2 separate regions of the Homo sapiens genome follow, and region 2 is linked to region 1. The links are chromatin contacts, found by Hi-C or POLR2A ChIA-PET in ENCODE. All regions are on one chromosome and are shown on one strand. The core of a region is the stretch at or near the end of the contact, and the rest is flanking DNA. Distances in the headings are between cores, read along the strand shown.

Evidence for each region. A loop is a pair of places that touch in the nucleus more often than their neighbours do. ChIA-PET counts read pairs that join two places held with the same protein, here RNA polymerase II (POLR2A).
Region 2: a map of chondrocyte shows a loop between it and region 1 (2.5-fold over the local background). The contact joins two enhancer-like sites. A Hi-C loop is called at or near these places in 1 of 168 maps with a recorded cell type or tissue (chondrocyte). POLR2A ChIA-PET finds 5 or more read pairs at or near these places in 2 of 52 experiments (H1 and activated CD4-positive, alpha-beta T cell).

What each region holds. Positions count from the first base shown.
Region 1 is chr6:22,070,158-22,073,496 of GRCh38, reverse strand. All of the region lies in intron 8 of CASC15 (cancer susceptibility 15), which reads right to left. Among named protein-coding and RNA genes, the nearest start is that of NBAT1, 75 kb to the left of the region's middle. Within about 2 kb of position 1,701, at least 12 of the 41 ENCODE cell types and tissues checked have a DNase peak (open chromatin) inside an H3K27ac peak, as active enhancers do.
Region 2 is chr6:22,235,291-22,238,629 of GRCh38, reverse strand. No RefSeq gene overlaps it. Among named protein-coding and RNA genes, the nearest start is that of PRL, 60 kb to the left of the region's middle. Within about 2 kb of position 1,814, at least 3 of the 41 ENCODE cell types and tissues checked have a DNase peak (open chromatin) inside an H3K27ac peak, as active enhancers do.

The DNA.
Region 1 (3,339 bases), core at 452-2,951:
ATTTCTGTTGAGGAAAATTATAAGACACAGAGACATTCCTCTTGATTGAGACTGTTGTTGAGATTGCTTTACATTTGATGCAAAGTCCGTATATTAGTAATGAACAATTAAAGATCAAGAAAAAGCACATGTGCATATTAGTCTAGTTTACAGAAGGCATTTCTAGAAACTCACATGAAGCACCACTTAGGGACACATTGTGCAAGAAACAGAAAATGTGTCATTTAATTTATAGGCCAGATAAGATCATGTTCATTCTGACATTGTACCCCACAAGTGACTTTGGAGGCTTATGAAGGCATATTTTGGCATGAGTTCATCTTTAGAGTGCCTCTGTGCTTAACATGTACTTTCTCATTTCAAATGGAGAGGAAACTGGCTGATGTAATGACCCTGCCAGAGAGGCCTCCTCAAAATGCTGGCTTTGTTGGGATGGGAACAAGTCCCAAACACTTGGTACTTGTCTGGTCAACTGAAAGAGCTGGTAACACCATTTCTTTTGAAATTCCTTTGTTCTTCAATATAAAATGTTCTTCCTCTGCTTCCATCAGCCTACACTTTTGCAGGACTTTTCTTCCAAATATTCAGGCCACGTTATTCATATATTTTGATTGTCCTTGCATGAAGAAATGATTTTGCAACTACATGAAAAGTGGAAAGGCCAGCACCATTGATCTCATTTTTTAAATGGACAAAAAGGTACAAAGTTAGTGACATTATCACCATAAAGTAGCACCAGAATTCCTGTTTTCCGACTTCCTAAAGAGCTTCTTTTTGAGCAACAGCAAAGTTATCTCATGGCACTTTAAAGATGTTGCTGTAGAAGTTCAAAAATTCAAGCCAGAATAGTGATCATACAACCCACAGCAAATAGTCATGGTGGGTTTCCAGTCCTTAGCTAGTTTAATTCAACATGTTTGAAAAATAAAATGAAAAACTTGAGCTCCAAATGTAAATGTAAATGTAAATATTTATATATGGAGATATATATCTCCAAACACATATGCTTTCCCTAAGTTTACCTCAAAAGAAAACTAGTTATTTTTAAAATTAACATTAAAAATGAAGGCCCTTTGCATTGACTCTGAACACAGAAAGTTAGGAGAGAGAAGGGGAGAAAAAGAAGGGGTAGGGAGAGGGAATGTCTTTTCACTTACTTCAGCAGGATTTGGGTAAGCATCATATAACACAACTGTGTTTCTGAAACATTTTTCATATACTTCCTAAGTATTTCATGAACTCATATGAACACAGGGGGGAAAGTAAACTTACACAGGGCAGGAAAAAGAGAAAAGTTTTTTGGTGGAATTTGAATTAATGAAAGTACAAATAATGAAAAATAACTCTGCAGTCAGATTTCAGGATTTACTGGATGTTTTCCCTTCTAAAGAGTCTGAGGGTTACAAAAACTTCTTTCCAGGGAAAACAACGAAACTCATATGAATCCTGGGTTTTTCCTTTGAGGGAAAGTTTATTGTAAACAGAATTGTAAGGGAGGGAGAAAAGTGCCTATAGCGAGCTCTGGCATTAATGAAAACTTGCAGCCACCTTCAGAGCTGGTCCTGTCTGTCAGAGAGTCAAGAGTGCCCTGGAGGAGAAGTGCCTCCCATCACATGAGCCACGTTTGCCAAATAGAAAGCAAAGCCTGGGAACTCGTCCCCCAGAGCAGTCGGCTTTGGTTCCATTTCCTACCAGAGCAAGCAGACGGGAAGCATTTCAGCCTGACAAAGAGGCATGCAGAAGCCAAGGCTAAAAGTAGACTGCATTTCAGAGGTTCTAACACTGAAAGAACGGAAACCATATGGGAATTACTTTATTATTCAGCTGAAGCCTTCAGGTGGCTTTAAATTAAAAGGAATATTGTCAACCACATCCCTGGGCTTTTTTTTTTTTTGGTCCCCTTCTCCAACCCTCCCCCTCTTTTCTTTTTAAACTTTACAAGCACTGATTTAGCAGTGGAAATTCCCCAAATATAAATTAAGCATTATATCCACCCAAGAAATTCTTCCTGGCACTCAACCAGTAGAACAACATTAAAATCTCTCATATAATTCTTGGGAGAATAAACTAGAGGGTGTGTGTGTGCGTGTGTGTGTGTGTGTGTGTGTGCATGTGCGTGTGTGTACATACTTTGAGTTTTTTCCTTCTTTAGAATTATGTTTCATTATATAAAGATATTCACTGACAATTAGACATACAGTGTCAGAAGGGATGTAATCTCCCTACAGATATTTAACAACGATACTGAAATGTAGGTCACACCTCTAAAAACTGATGCCCAATTTTTGTGCATCAATAACTACCACATGTACAGATTTTCCACCACTGCTGCCACCATCACAACTGTGAACATCCCCTCCACAGCCCAACATTGAGGCCTTAATTCCTATAACTCTAAAGAGATAAGAATGCTGACTGCATTACTTAGGACAGGCTGGATAATGCTGCAGGAACACACCACCTCTACCTAAATCCCCATGACTTGTAGTAACTGAAGCTTAATTCTTGCTTACATGACATGTTCAACCTCGGTCGGGAGGTCTTTCCATCATAGCCCCTCATCACATGACCAGACTGTGTAGGCTCTCTCGTGGCCTGTGCTTCAACCAATGTAAGGGGAAGGGGATGAAGCAAATCACATGGCAACTCTTAAAGCTTCATCTGGGAAGTGACACATGTGACTTCTGCCACATTTCATGGCAAGCCACTTTCATAGTCATGCCTAGACTTAAAGGAGGCAAGAAAGTACAACTGTGCTGAGTGTGCCCAAGGAAGGCCATCAGAATATCTGTGAGCCTTCCTAATTGCCATAGGAGTCTCACAAAGGCTTGAAAGAAACACACACACACACACACACACACACACAGACCTGTACCAGAGCACATAAAGACTATCATTTGATTCCTAAGGTACACAGATCCCATCTTCTTCTTACTTACATTCCTAGCACCCAGTGCAGGGAACTCAATGTCTCCTTGACGAAAGAAATAACAGAGCAATGGGGCCAATTGTCTCTGATAGGTCTCACTTCTTAGCACCCCAGGGTTAATATGGCAGGTTAAGCTGGAAATTTCTTTCTGCTTTTAAAAACAACGATAACAACAGGCTGGGTGTGGTGGCTCAGGCCTATAATCCCAGCACTCTGGGAGGCCAAGGCCGGCGGATCACTTGAGGCCAGGAGTTTGAGACCAGCCTGGCAAAACCTTGTCTCTACTAAAAATACAAAAATTAGCTGGGCATGGTGTCACACACCTGTAGTCCCAGCTACTTGGGAGGCAGAGGCAGGAGAATCGCTTGAACCCAGGAGGCAGAGGTTGCGGTGAGCTGAGATCGTGCCAC
Region 2 (3,339 bases), core at 565-3,064, 170 kb before region 1:
CAAGTATTCAAAATGTTGCCACCCATTTAGTCCTCTCTAGAATATAAATTCTAAACGGTTTTGTAAAGAACTGGAAAGTGCTAGTTTTGCTAACATTTGGAGAATTTGAAATTAAAATGGAAAGATGTTAAATGATCAAAAAGGCAAGAGAAATATCACCAGAGCCAAAACTTGCCCTGACTCACCAGCTCCATGGTTGCATTCTCAATGTCTGGTATCTTGTATCTTAAGAAAACGCAAATTTGACTTATTCTTGCAAAATGCGAACAAAGTCAACTTTAAATCTAATAAAATAAAACATCTCCGGCGAATTCTGAAGTAGAAGATTTAAAATAGGAAAACGAAAAGTCTAAAAGAAGCAAAAAATTATTTTTATGTCGTCTACTCTGTGCCAGAACCCTGCCAGGTATTTTAACCTAGTGCCTTTTTCTCATTGTGACCCAACAAAGTAGGTTTTATTCTCATTTCATAAATGAGGCATCTGAGTTCTTCATATCTGAGGTCATATATCTTGCCCAAGGTCACACAAGAAGTAAATAGAAAACCTAGAATCAGAACTAAGCTCTAACTCCAAAACCCATTCCTTTTTCATTTTATTAAACTGTTGCCTTGAATTTTAAAATACATGAAATAGTCACTAAACTACATTTTCATTGACTAATAACTATTATGGGAGAATTATTGTAGAGTAATTCATAAAGCAGTAGAACTTGCCAAGTAAACACATTTTTAATGATGATGACCAAAGCATACTCATACAGTCATTTAAACAGGTGAGGTGATCATTATATTGCTCCCCTGTTTAAACAAGGTTTTCATTCATTTAAGAAATATAACATGGCATGATGCATGTTTGGAAGAGATAAGACATGCCTCTGAGCCACCATCTGAGAGGGTGAAGGCAGAGACCCATGATGTGAGAGGAAAGACAGTGATGCAAAATGTATTTTATCTCAAAGAAGCATATGCCTTGAGGTCTTTTCATTGAAAGTGTTAAAGTCCAAGGGAAGAAAATAAAACTACAGAGCCTTTTTCTTATTTTCCTCATCAATATGAAATGATTTATCTTACTTGCCTTATGTTTTACGCCATAAATAGAAAATCTTGATAAAATAACTGTGCGAACAATTCCAAATAACTATTTCAGATAAGTTAGGAAAATATTATCTATTGAATCACTCTGATGCCATTAATATTGAAATGAGTAACATCACACAGCCCATCTGAATCACTTATCATTTAAGTAAAATACACTGACACAGGATTTTGCATTTTTCCTCTGTAAGAAAGAAGCATCAGTGGAAAGCAGTAGAGGAACATAAACAAAACAGACGGTGTTAAGAAAATAGGTGGCCCCAGAATCTGTGTGAGAAATCTCAGACTCACACTCTTGGCACCGTTCCCCCTTGTGCCTCTTTGGAAGCTCTAGCTCCTCCAGATCTTGGCTGTTCTTTTTCCAAAAGACACCACTCATCTGACTTGATGTGAAAACCCACCCTCGGGTCATTATCACCAGGTAATGGCAAATGCAGAGAAAACCCTATGTTTCCAAATCCTGGATTCTCTCAGTCCCTTGGAATGTGCCACTTTTCAGGAAGTGTTCAGGTCCCTTATGTCAGTACGCTCCTCACCAGGACTCTCAGCCCTACCCCATGCAAGTTTGCTGCACCTCTCTGAATCTGAAAGCAGGTTAGCACAGCCTGATCTTTCCCAAGTATGGAGAATCAAACCACAGCCTCTATTTCAGTGAGTCATCACTCCTCTTCTTGTCTATTCCATGTCTAGGAAGATTTGTTTGCTCTTGTTACTCACCAGTCTTGTACCACCAGACAGCTTGGCTGCCTCTCAGTTATTTCATCTGTTCAACTAGCGTTTGGTCATTCCCCTCATCGTGATGTGCAGCAGATGGCTTGGGTTGTCCTCCTTCCTGCCCAGCAGAATTGTGTTACAATAAGCATGACTTCTGTGCCTGTCAGCTAGCAGTGCTCCAAGCCACCACTTGCAAACTCCCTTCATGCAATTTAATGAGGATGTTTCTTAAGTAGTTATCTCAGTCCGTTTTCTGTTGCTTATAACAGAATACTTGAAACTAGGTAATTTATAAAGAAAGGGAATTTATTTCTTAAATTATGGAGGCTGAGAAGTCCAAGGTTAAGGGACTACATTTGATGAGGGCCTTCTTGCTGGTGGGGACTCTCTGCAGATTCCCAAGTTGATTCAGGGCATCACATGATGAGGAGGCTGAGTGTGCTAGGTCAGATTTCTCTTCCTCTCTTACAAAGCCACCAGTCCCATTCCCATGATAACCCACTAATCCATTAGCTTATTAATCTATGAATGGATTAATCCTGCCCTCATGACCCAATCATCTCTTAAGGACTCCACTTCTCAATACTGCCACATTGGGGATTAAATTCCAACATGAGTTTTGGAGGGGACATTTAAACCATAGCAGTTGTGCTGCAACAACTGACTATGAAACTCAGGAGTGTAGTCTCTGGCATATAACAGTCTGAGACAGTTACACTGCCATCTTCCTCTTGACTTAACTCCGGTCTGAAATTCAACTTGGCATGCCCCATATGCTGATATCCCATAAAACATGCTATATTCTTTTATGTGGTTTTCTACTCTATGCCAAGCAAATGCCATGCTATTCATACAAATTTAATTTAAAACAATGCATATTAGTCCATTTTCATGCTGCTGATAAAGACATATCTGATACTGGGCAATTTACAAAAGAAAGAGGTTTATTGGACTTACAGTTACGTGCCTTGGGAGACCTCACAATCATGGTGGAAGTTGAAAGGCACATCTCACATGGTGGCAGACAAGAGAAGAGAATGAGAGCCAAGCAAAACGGGTTTCACCATATCAAACCATCAGATCTCATGAGACTTATTCACTATGAGGAGAACAGTATGGGGGAACTGCCTCCATGATTCAATTTTCTCCCACCAGGTCCCTCTCACAACACATGGGAATTATGGTAGTAAAATTCAAGATGATATTTGGGTGGGGACACAGAGCCAAACCATATCACTATGCAAAATCATTTATTCTTTCAAATATGCTTTTAATATCATACATCAACTTAGAGCAAGAAAACCTACCATATAGCTAGAATAATTATTGGGAAAAAATATTGAAAGACATTGTTTTATTCTACCAATCTAAACTTGTGTTTCTCACCACTGGGAGTATATTAGAATCCCCTATGGGACTTAAAAAAATTATAGATGCCTTAACTCCAGATTGCTTATGTCCCCTCCCAAAAGATCAAGCTGCCTTTCAAGCTTTTTCCATGTAGCAATATTGTAGCAATATTGTGAGGTT